Linked DNA regions of Homo sapiens: region 2 is linked to region 1. A link is an interaction called in ENCODE POLR2A ChIA-PET data of the cell type or tissue named here. Cell type or tissue: Panc1. All regions are shown on one strand. Each heading gives the region's core, and the rest is flanking DNA. Links, peaks and the distances in the headings are about the cores only.

What was found. Peaks named below come from ENCODE experiments on the same cell type or tissue, not always from the same donor. Only the 100,000 strongest peaks of a DNase experiment are listed, where the experiment ranks them.
Region 2: POLR2A ChIA-PET joins it to region 1 with 10 read pairs; 2 of 35 experiments call an interaction of 5 or more read pairs at or near these places.

What each region holds. Positions count from the first base shown.
Region 1 is chr15:34,098,759-34,104,139 of GRCh38, reverse strand. It overlaps EMC7 (ER membrane protein complex subunit 7), which reads left to right and starts at 2,278. Exons shown (of 5, transcript NM_020154.3): 1 at 2,278-2,536. The coding sequence starts at 2,301. PGBD4 (piggyBac transposable element derived 4) reads right to left here and starts at 2,057. Exons shown (of 1, transcript NM_152595.5): 1 at 1-2,057. The coding sequence starts at 1,608. RefSeq lists enhancers at 1,848-1,937, 1,968-2,667, 2,277-3,134. In Panc1, for the core only: no CTCF peak of the experiment used is centred there; a DNase peak (open chromatin) is centred at 2,159; H3K4me3 peaks cover 2,610 bases; H3K27ac peaks cover 2,386 bases.
Region 2 is chr15:34,174,421-34,179,801 of GRCh38, reverse strand. The region is part of intron 1 of KATNBL1 (katanin regulatory subunit B1 like 1); the gene reads left to right. Among named protein-coding and RNA genes, the nearest start is that of KATNBL1, 33 kb to the left of the region's middle. In Panc1, for the core only: no CTCF peak of the experiment used is centred there; no DNase peak of the experiment used is centred there.

The DNA of each region.
Region 1 (5,381 bases), core at 1-5,000:
ATTCTGTTTCCCGGACGTTGCTGGTATGCTCTTGGGGAAATGTCTTCCAGACAGACGAAGAGGTGTGACATCATCGGAGCAAGGACGACCTCGAAGATGTTGCTGCCCTGGCTTGTGATGCTTTTCCAGCATTCTTTCAATCAATGCCAGTCTGAAGTTTATATGGCTCATCGTGTGCTCAGGATTATCCTTCTTGAACAGGATGTAGGAGTTCAGCACTGTAATGTGTAGAAGATGGTGAAAGAATTTCTTATACCAAACCTTGTGTCTTTTGCGCTCAGATGGATAAGAAGTAAGCATTTGATCAGCCGAGTCCACTGCTCCCATATTCTCGTTATAATCCACAATGACACGTGGCCTTTTAGTTTTCTTTCCATTTCTATTGTTTACTTCAATCACAGTATCATTGTGGAATGTTGACAACATTGTCACCTCCTTGCCGTCACACCATTTCAGTGCCATAAGTTCACCACAGAATCTGGCTACAGTCGTCCCCTTTGCAATCCTTTTTTTCAGATCATTTGGAATCTGTTTTCTGTTCAAACGAGCTGTCCCAACTGCATCAGTCCTATTTTGATGTAATTCTCTGAAAAGCATGGGAGATATATTAAAGTTATCGAGGAAGACACAATACCCTTGGCCAAGAAGGTCATTGACCAAGGTAAGAACAATGCGTGATGATTTCAGGCCATCCGCTGAATCTTTCAAATTCATGCCAGGCCCTGTGTGAACAAGCGCATTCCACACATAACCAGACTGACTTTCACAAAGTACATATAGCTTCAGACCAAATCGTACTCGTTTTGTCGGGAGGTACTGCTTCATAGCTAATGGCCCCTTGAACAGCATCAGTGATTCATCAACTGCAATGTTTCTGTTTGGAGTATATACAGTGGAAAATTTATTTACAAGAAAGTCGAACACAGGTTTGATCTTCTGCAATGAAATCTGGGCCTTTGATTGACCAGCAGATATAGAAGAATTGTTGACAAAATGCAGGCACCGAAACAAAAGTAAAAATCTTTCACCAGTCATAATTTGCCTGAGATAAGGTGTATCCAAAAGAGGCCTTGTTGACCAAAACATCTCCAGCTCAGGTTTCTGCACAATACCTTGCAGTAACATTACTGCAAAAAAGACTTTGAGCTCGTCATTGTCAGTGTCTTTCCATTTATCCATTCGCGAAAATCCTTTCGGACCCGGTGGCTTTGAAGCCAACAAGGCAGCTTGGGCATTTGTTTCTCTAGTAATTTTTGAAACTAATTCCTCAGTAAAGAACAGTTCAAAATACTGCAATGGGTCAGTGATATCACTGACATCGACTTTTCTGCCAGGTGTGCCGGTAAAGTCATACCTTTGACGTGGAATCATAGCACGAGCTGACCATTTCATGGAGCGCCCTGAGTCACTTGATGTAGAGCTCTTTCCATCAGATTCTAAATGGGACAGAGGCCTGATCTTATCGGCTTCTAAAGCACTATCCGAAAAATTATCAGAATCATCTATTTCCGAAAAATCAGATTCATCAAATGAATCTTCAGCCAACAACTGTTCGAGACCGGTATTACTATCACGCATAGGAATGCTACGTTTTCTAGGATTTGACATTTCAGCGATCGAGAATTACTATATTTTGTAGATGGAAATCCCACTACTAAAAACAGAATGCTATAAACAGAATGATGTCTTTTGTTTCAAAAGTCAATATACCAGAACCATGCGAAAATAACAGAAGCGAGATATTTCGTGGCAAACTTTGGGAGTAAGGTTGGCACTGTAATCCACGAGTTATCTCGGCGTAAACGCTGCAGTCGCAGGCACAGCAGCGCGTAATCTCGGGGCTAAGGAGAAATGAGTTAAACGCACACAGACAGAAGAAGCCTTTCATCTCATACGTCTTGGGGAGTCTCTAGAAGTTTTTTGAAAGGTCTCTTCTGGATGGTGTTTCTCCCGAAGCCAGTCTCGTCATCTTTTACTCCCGTGAGGTCCTTGGCCTCCGTGGCTGCCGCAGCAACACACACTTGACTTTCACTTCATGGGCAGTCCCCTTCATAGGCACTTGACACAGGCTCTGTGCGCCGTCTTCCAATCCAGAGTGCCGGGAGTTAAGGGCAGTACTTCCGCCTTACTTCCGCCTCGCTAGTCGATCGGCCATGATCTCTTCCCTCTGGTTGGATCCCACAGCTTATGACAGAAACGGGCGCGCAGTGATGACAACATCAAGCCGCCAGCGGCGGCGGTGGCGGCCGGGAGACTGGGAGGGCTTCCGGGGCTGCCGGTCTGAGTGCAGAGCTGCTGTCATGGCGGCCGCTCTGTGGGGCTTCTTTCCCGTCCTGCTGCTGCTGCTGCTATCGGGGGATGTCCAGAGCTCGGAGGTGCCCGGGGCTGCTGCTGAGGGATCGGGAGGGAGTGGGGTCGGCATAGGAGATCGCTTCAAGATTGAGGGGCGTGCAGTTGTTCCAGGGGTGAAGCCTCAGGACTGGATCTCGGCGGCCCGAGTGCTGGTAGACGGAGAAGAGCACGTCGGTTTCCTTAAGTGAGCATCCTGAGGGCAGCGGGAAAAAGGCTGGGATGGAGGCCGGACAGGGACCCCACCAGGAGAGTTAAGTGTCAGGACGGGACAACGTCGCTGTCTCAGACTGAAGGGGAGGGTGCCGCTAACGGTCTATGCCGGGAGACCTTGGGAGGCAGTCGGATGCTTTCCCTTTCCTGGTCCTGTACCTCTGGAATGAGCATGGCAGGCGCTCACCCCCTGCCATGGTCAGAGCATGGAGTCAGTTATTTCCAACCTTATTTTGGCCCCATGTGGGGACGATCATTCCTGGGCCCTGGGGACAGGTGGACCCTTATTAGTCTCTTGTTGGATTCTTTTATATCTCATCTGGTTTCCCTAGAACCTAGTCGTTTTTTGCATTCACTTCAGTCTTTTGGTAGCTTGTTATTATGTAGAAAGATGCGACACAAGTGGGAATTCTCAAAACCCAAAGGGCTTCTAGTGACGACATAGACTGGGAGGCTAATGTTACTGCTTCTAAAATTAATAGGCTCTGAAATCCCTAATCAAAGCACTTTTTTTTTCTTTTTTTTTTTGCTTGGGGGTGGGATCGTTGTTCTTTTTTACAGTTGAATTCATCGAGAGATTTGCTATATCACACTTGTCATTTATGTGAGACTAGGGTTCCTCTACATTGCTTTCTTGCTTCTGTCCTTTCATGCTATTAGTGGAAGTGGGTTTTCTGTCTATATTAAAAGACAGGATGAATTTGTTAGCACTAGTTTTGCAGCAGCCTGCTTTTGAAATGTCTAGGCACGCGTATGTTGTTTTAAATCTTTCCACCCTTACTTGGAGGTGAAACTGTAAACTGAAAGCAAATAATTAGGAAGTATTTCCTTTGGTGGGTTCGTACACCAGCAAATGGTATCTGAAAATCAGACAACTTAAATGTAGACATTTAAATCCAAATCTGATTTACATATTTGTTCAGATCATCTAAGTGCCCTTGAGTGGTTATTCAACCTCAGATTAATAAATAGTGACAAATTTACAACCAGTATTTTACTGCTGTCTGTCATTAAGAATCTGGCATTAGGGCATTCGTTAGAGTTTACCCTAATTAATGATGTTTTAATGATAAAGTTCTCATTAAGCTTTAGGAATAAGCCTTAATTGACCATTTGGCCACTCTTCTGTATACAGTTCTTTTAAAAAGCATTTAATTTCTGTTTAAAAATAGTATATTAGAAACAAAGTAGGAAAACAACCCTTAATGTTTCATTGTATCTTTCTTTTTATTTTTTTGAGACAAGGTCTTTTTCTGTTACTCAGCCTGGAGTGCAGTGGCGAGATCATAGTTCATGGCAGCTTCGAACTTCTGTACTCAAGTGATCCTCCTGTCTCAGCCTCCTCAGTAGATAGGACTACAGGCGGACACCATCATGTCCAGCTAATTTTTTAATTTTTTGTAGAGACAGGGTCTTGCTATGTTGCCCAGTGTGGTCTCAAACTCCTGGCCTCAAGTGATATTTCTGCCTCAGCCTGTCACATTTTTGGGATTATAGGCGTGAGCCACGGTGCCTACCATTTTTCCAGCTTCTTTTGGAATCATATGACTTAGGTTTTTACTAGTAAAATACAACATGTAGTAGTTTGTATCCTGCCTTTTTCACTTAATATTTTTGAACAGCTTTTGATACCATTTCATGTTCTTTATTTGTATGTAGAAAGGTTGATGGAGAATTTCCAGGCGCGGTGGCTCATACCTGTAATCTTACTTTGGGAGGCTGAGGTGGAAGGATCGCTTGAGCCCAGGAGTTTCAGACCAGCTGGGGCAACATAGTGGGACCCCATTTCTACAAAAAATAAATAATTAGCCAGGAGTGGTGGTGTGCACCTGTAGTCCAAGCTACTCAGGAGGCTGAGGTGGGAGGATCACTTGAGCCGAGGCGGTTGAGGCTGTAGTGAGCTGTGATCATGCCATTGCGTTCCAGCCTGGGCTACAGAGCAAAACCCCGTCTCTCAGGAAAAAAAGAAACATTGATGGAGAATTAATATGAGGAGTTTATGGTGATAATCTTATTGGAAAAGGGGTAGGTAATTTGTATTGTAGCTGTTTTGCATAACTAGCACACAGTTTTGACTTACATTTGTGCTTATTGGAGGTGGCTTAGGACTTAGTTAATGGAGATAAAGGGAATTGGGCCTGAAGACTCCTCATGCCATTTCTTGCTATCATCACAATGTATATAAGCCATAATTTATTTAACCAGTCCTCTGTTTTTGGACAGGTGGTTTTCATGTGTTTTTGTTTGTTTGTTTGTTTACATAGTAATATTATATTCTATACTTTTTTGCACTTTTTATTATAGAAATTTTCAAACATTTATAGAATGGCATTCTACTGTTTTGTTTCATGTCTTTTGTGTACCTCATTAATTTTTTTCTGAAATATTTTTAAATGGTTCTAAGCATAATAGGATTTTACTTGTAAAAGCATTATTATGTATCTCCAAAAAATAAGGACTTAAACAAAAACCACATTACCATTATTGATTCAACAAAATAATCATGCCTTAATATCATCTAACAGTCCCATTTTTATGTTTCCTCAGTTTTCTCAAAAATATTTTTTATATAATTGTTCTTTCAAATCAGGATCCAATAAGGCCTACATTTTGTAGAGTACATTTTTAAGGATGAATTTTAAATTTTGTATTGCAAACTTTATGTTATTTTTCTCAAGTAAAATATTTACCTTAGGATGATAAATATATTTGCTTTTTCTTTAATTATTTCTGATATTATTTGTGTTCCACTGTCATCAGTTTGTTTTTTTCTGGATCTGAAAAAATGTTTTGAAATTGGTTGAGTCAGGGCTGGGTAC
Region 2 (5,381 bases), core at 214-5,213, 75 kb before region 1:
AAGTGATGGTGGGGGGGAGCACCCATAATCCCACCAACAATAAATAATTTCTGTTAATGTTTTGATAGACCTTTTTTGATTGGATAGATCTTACCTATATCTCTTTTGAAAAACCTGGATCTTACTATGCATTTAGTTTTCTATTCTGCTTTTTAAAATACTGTTGCTTGCCAGGTGGGATGTTGTGTGCCTATAGTCTTGGCTATTCTGGAGGCTGAAGTGGGAGAATCTCTTGAGTCCGGGAGTTTGAGGCCAGCCTGGGCAACCTATGAGACTTTATCTCTTAAAAAACAAACAAAAAAAAATACCATTGCTATGGTTTCAATGTGCGCTCCAGAGTTCACGTGTTGGAAACTTAATCCCCTATGTGACAGTGTTGAGAGGTGGGACTGTTAAGAGATGATTAGGTCATGAGGGCTCTGTCATGAATAGATTAATATTTTTATCATAGGAGCAGGTTCATTATTGTTAAAGTGGGTTTGTTATAAAAGTAACTTTGGCCCTTTTGCTTTCTGTTTTGCCCACTTACCCTTCTACCTTCCACCATGGGATGAGGAAGCAAAAAGGCCCTTGCTAGATATGGGCCCCTCAGTCTTGGACTTCCAAGCCTCTAGAACTAAACAAAATAAACCTCTGTTCTTTATAAATTACCCAGTCTCAGCTATTCTGTTGTAGTAGCACAAAACGAGCTAAGACAACCATTATTTTTGGACTTGGCTTCACTTCACAAAACAGCCTTTGAAAATAGTCTTTTTAATATTCCATTGTAAGCACCAGTCCCATTGAGATCAGCCTTGGCTTTCTTAGATCCATTCTTATCACCTTCTTTTTTTAACCTGATCTGTATTGCATTTTGAAACATAACTACAGATAATACTGTGGTTATGGAAATACTGCACATATTGAGAGTCTGGCAACTGAATTTAGGAGGAAAGGAGGAAGGAATCAGTACGTACAGGCCCTAAAGATTATCCCAGAAAAATCTCATGTTTACCTTCTCTTCTTCTCTCCTTCAGTGAAATCCTTTTTTTTTTTTTTTTTTTTTTGAGACAGAGTCTTGCTCTGTCGCCCAGGCTGGAGTGCAGTGGCACGATCTCAGCTCACTGCAAGCTCCGCCTCCTGGGTTCATGCCATTCTCCTGCCTCAGCCTCCCAAGTAGCTGGGACTACAAGTGCCCACCACCACACCTGGCTAATTTTTGTATTTTTAGTAGAGACAGGGTTTCACCGGGTTAGCCAGGATGGTCTCGATCTCCTGACCTCGTGATCTGCCCTCCTTGGCCTCCCAAAGTGCTGAGATTACAGGTGAGAGCCACCACGCCCGGCCCATTGAAATTCTTGAAGAAAAAAGTTCATGTTCACCCTTCCCTTTCATTTTTTACATGGTAGCTGCCTCATGGGAAAACTTGTGATAAGGCCCCATGAATCTCCTGGTGGGCCTTAGAAAAGAGAGGAAAAGGTTACCCATGTTAGATGAAGGAAGGATGGTAGATAGCTTATAGCTTATGTTCACCTGTCCACCTGTTGTTATCTCCTCAGAAAAATTAGTACTGTCATCTTATTTGGCTTCAATACGCTGTTTAAAGTTGGTTATTCGGATTGAAAATGTTTATTCCAGTTGAGAACAAATTGAATTCAATTAACGAAAATAGAAATGTGGTTGAATGGCATGTATTCTACGTCCTGTGATCTGCTATTAACTGTCTTTGGGTTAGTTACTTGACATCTCTGGGTTAAAAAAAATAGACTAAAGCTTTTACGTTCTAAAACCCTTTTATTTCTTATTTATGTATTGTATTATAGTGGTTATAAACTGTTTTCACCTTCAAGATTCTTGAGAGATAACTACACATACCCTTTGCCATAGTGGGAATGACTGTGTAGTAGTAACTGGAGGAGAAAGTTTCTTTGTACACAACTATGCTTTGATTTTCAAGAGGAGGAATGAAATTGCCTCGTAAAATTACAGAGTTAAATACAATGTAAGTGATAAATATATTGTAGTATATTAATGGAAAAAGAAAGCTTAACTTGATCTTGAGCTATAACTTAAGGTGTTACAAACAAAAGTCTAGATGTGTTCCATTCCTGTATGATGAGTTTTTCTCATTATTTTAAGTAGATGTGGAGTATGTGAACACTTCGAGCTGTTTAATCCTTTTTTTTTTTAAGACAGAGTTTTGCTCTTGTCACCCAGGCTGGAGTACAGTGGCTCGCTGCAACCTCTGCCTCGCGGGCTCAAGTGATTCTCCTGCCTCAGCCTCCCAAGTAGCTGGGATTACAGGCGTGTACCACCATGCTCAGCTAGTTTTATATTTTTAGTAGAGAGTGGATTTCACTATGTTGGTCAGGCTCATCTCAAACTCCTGACCTCAAATGATCCACCCACCTCGGCCGCCCAAAGTGCTGGGATTACATGTGTGAGCCACCGCTCCCAGCCTAGAGCTGTTTAATCCTTTGATTTGGCAGCCATTGTAGTAGATTATATAGAAAGATCCCTTTTCATTTTTCTGGTAGGTGACAGCTACTATGTAAAGAGAATTTATCCCTCCAATTCCTTCTACATGCTTCTGTTTTTCTACCTTCTTAGGACAATACACTAAGGGTATTAGCAAACACTGTATTGTCTTTAAGAAAATATGCACTATATCCAATGTTCAGGATAGTTATATACAGTTAGTGTATTGGCCTCTTCTCAATCTTTTATTCTCTTAAGACCTTATTTCTTTTGTTCCTTTTTTTCATTAAAAGGCAATGATAATTGCCAGTTTCTATAATCACTGTCTTCAACCCTTAATACCATTTCAGATTCTTCACTTTTTTGTGTATTATCAAATAGCACTTCAAAAGCGCATAGAGGCCTGACCATTGCTTTAAAGTAGTTTTAGTTACATTGTCAAATGCTCTTGGTGGAAAAGGGATAATCCTGTATTGTTGCCCCAACAAAGGTGCTGTCAAATATATGAGACATGAAACAAAATGGAATTTGTAGTGTATAAATCCTTTGCAATGAGACTTTACCATTACAATTATGATTTCCTTCACTCCCTTTAAAGCTTTATTGAAGTATAATTTATATACCATAAAATTCACCTGTCTTAAATGTACATACCAAAATGTACAATTTACTGATTGTAAGTATATTGTAAGTGTACACAGAATTGTGCAGTTGTCAACCCCAGTATAATTATAGAACATTTCCATCATCCCAAAAAGAAACCTTGTGCCTATATATACAATTATTCCCACTCCCATCCTAGCCTAAGACAACCACGAGTCTGCTTTCTATCTCTATAAATTTTATTTTTATAGACATTTTCATTTAAATTGAATCATATAATATGTGGTCTTTCATGTTTGGCTTCTTTCACTTAACATAGTATTCAAACATGTTGTATATGTATTGGTACTACTTTTTTTTTTTGAGATGAAGTTTCACTCTTCTTACCCAGGCTGGAGTGCAATGGCGTGATCTGGGCTCACTGCAAACTCCGCCTCCCGGGTTCAAGTAATTATCCTGCCTCAGCCTCCCAAGTAGCTAGGATTACAGGCGCCTGCCACCACGCCCAGCTTATTTTTTTTCTGTTTTTAGTTGAGACGGGGTTTCACCATGTTGGCCAGGCTGGTTTCGAACTCCTGACCTCAGGTGACCTGCCCACCTCCGCCTCCCAAAGTGTTGGTATTACAGGCGTGAGCCACCACGCCTGGCCACTTCATTCCTTTTTGATGCTGAATAAAATTCCATACAGATACACCACATTTCGTTTATTCATTCAGCAGTTGATGGACATTTGGGTTGTTTTTTGCTTTTTGGCTATTGTGAATAAGGTTATAACATTTGCATACATATCTTTGTCAGGACATATGTTTTTGTTTCTTCTGCATTTTTATGTAGGAGTAGAGTTGCTGGATCATATGATAAATCTGTATTTAGTATTTTAAGAAACTGCCATTTTCTCACCCAGGCTGGAGTGCAATGGCGTGATCTGGGCTCACTGCAACCTCCGCCTCCCGGGTTCAAGTAATATTTGGAAAATACATTTTCCAAAGTTTGAATGTATTTTTACATTCCCGTAGTAATGCGTGAGGGATCCAGTTCTTCCACATCTTTCTCAACATTGTTATTGTCTGTCTTTTTTAGTATAGCCATTCTAATGGTTACGAAGTTTTATTTCATTGCTTGTGCAACAGGTTTGCAAGTAGTTTCGACTTGCATTTTATAATGACTAATGGTGTCAAGTCCTTCATTCTTAAAAAGTTTTAGAAAACTGTTTTAGCCTCTGAAGAAATAAACATGTCTCCCATATGAAAGGGTGCAGACTATGTACGTTGTCATCTAGAGAAAAAAATGATTTTATAGATTCTTTAAAAACACATACAGGTTGAGTATTCCAAATCTAAAAATCCAAATCTGAAATGGTCCAAAATCCAAGGCTTTTTGAGCACTGAAATTTTTTGAGCACTCAAACGGAATGCTTATTGAAGCATTTGGGATTTGGGATTTGGGGTGTGTAACCAGTAAGTATATAATGGACATATTTCAAAATCTGAAAAAATAAAAGATCCAAAACACTTCTGCTTCCAAGCATTTCATGATTTCAGGTAAGGGATACTCAACCTGTATGTACATATATATTATATATGCGTGTGTGTGTGTGTGTGTGTGTGTGTGTGTGTGTGTGTGTGTGTTGCTTATTTTACATTTGTATTATTTTTATTGTAATGGAATCTTAGTATGTTGCCCTGGCTGGTCTTGAACTCCTGCACTCAGGCAATCCTCCTGCCTCGTCAGCCTACCACAGTGCTGGGATTACAGGCATGAGCCACCAACCTGGCCTGCTTTTTAAAAGTTAATATTTGTGGCCAGTCGCAGTGGCTCATACCTGTAATCCCGGCACTTTGGGAGGCTGAGGTGGGTGGATCACTTGGGGTCAGGAGTTCAAGACCAGCCTAGCTAACGTGGCGAAACCCCATCTCGACTAAAAATAGAAAAATTAGCTGGGTGTGATGGCAGGCACCTATAGTCCCATCCAGGCAGGAGAATCGCTTGAATGCGAGAGGCGGAGGTTGCAGTAAGCTGAGATCGCACCACTCACTCCAACCTGGGCGACAAAGCGAATTAAGAAAAAAAAAAAAGTTAGTATTTGCATGATACTTTTTTCCCCCCTTCCTTTTACTTTCTGCATGCCTACATCATTATTTTTGAAGTGAGTTTCTTGTGGACAACGTATAATTAGGTCATGTTTCTGAATTTACTCCATCAATCTCTGGCTTTTAATTAACTAAATGACTTTTAGACCATTTACATATAATACAGTTATCAGTATGTCAGAGCTTAAGTCTATCAGTTTATTTTTTGTTTTCTGTTCTCTCTGTTCTTTG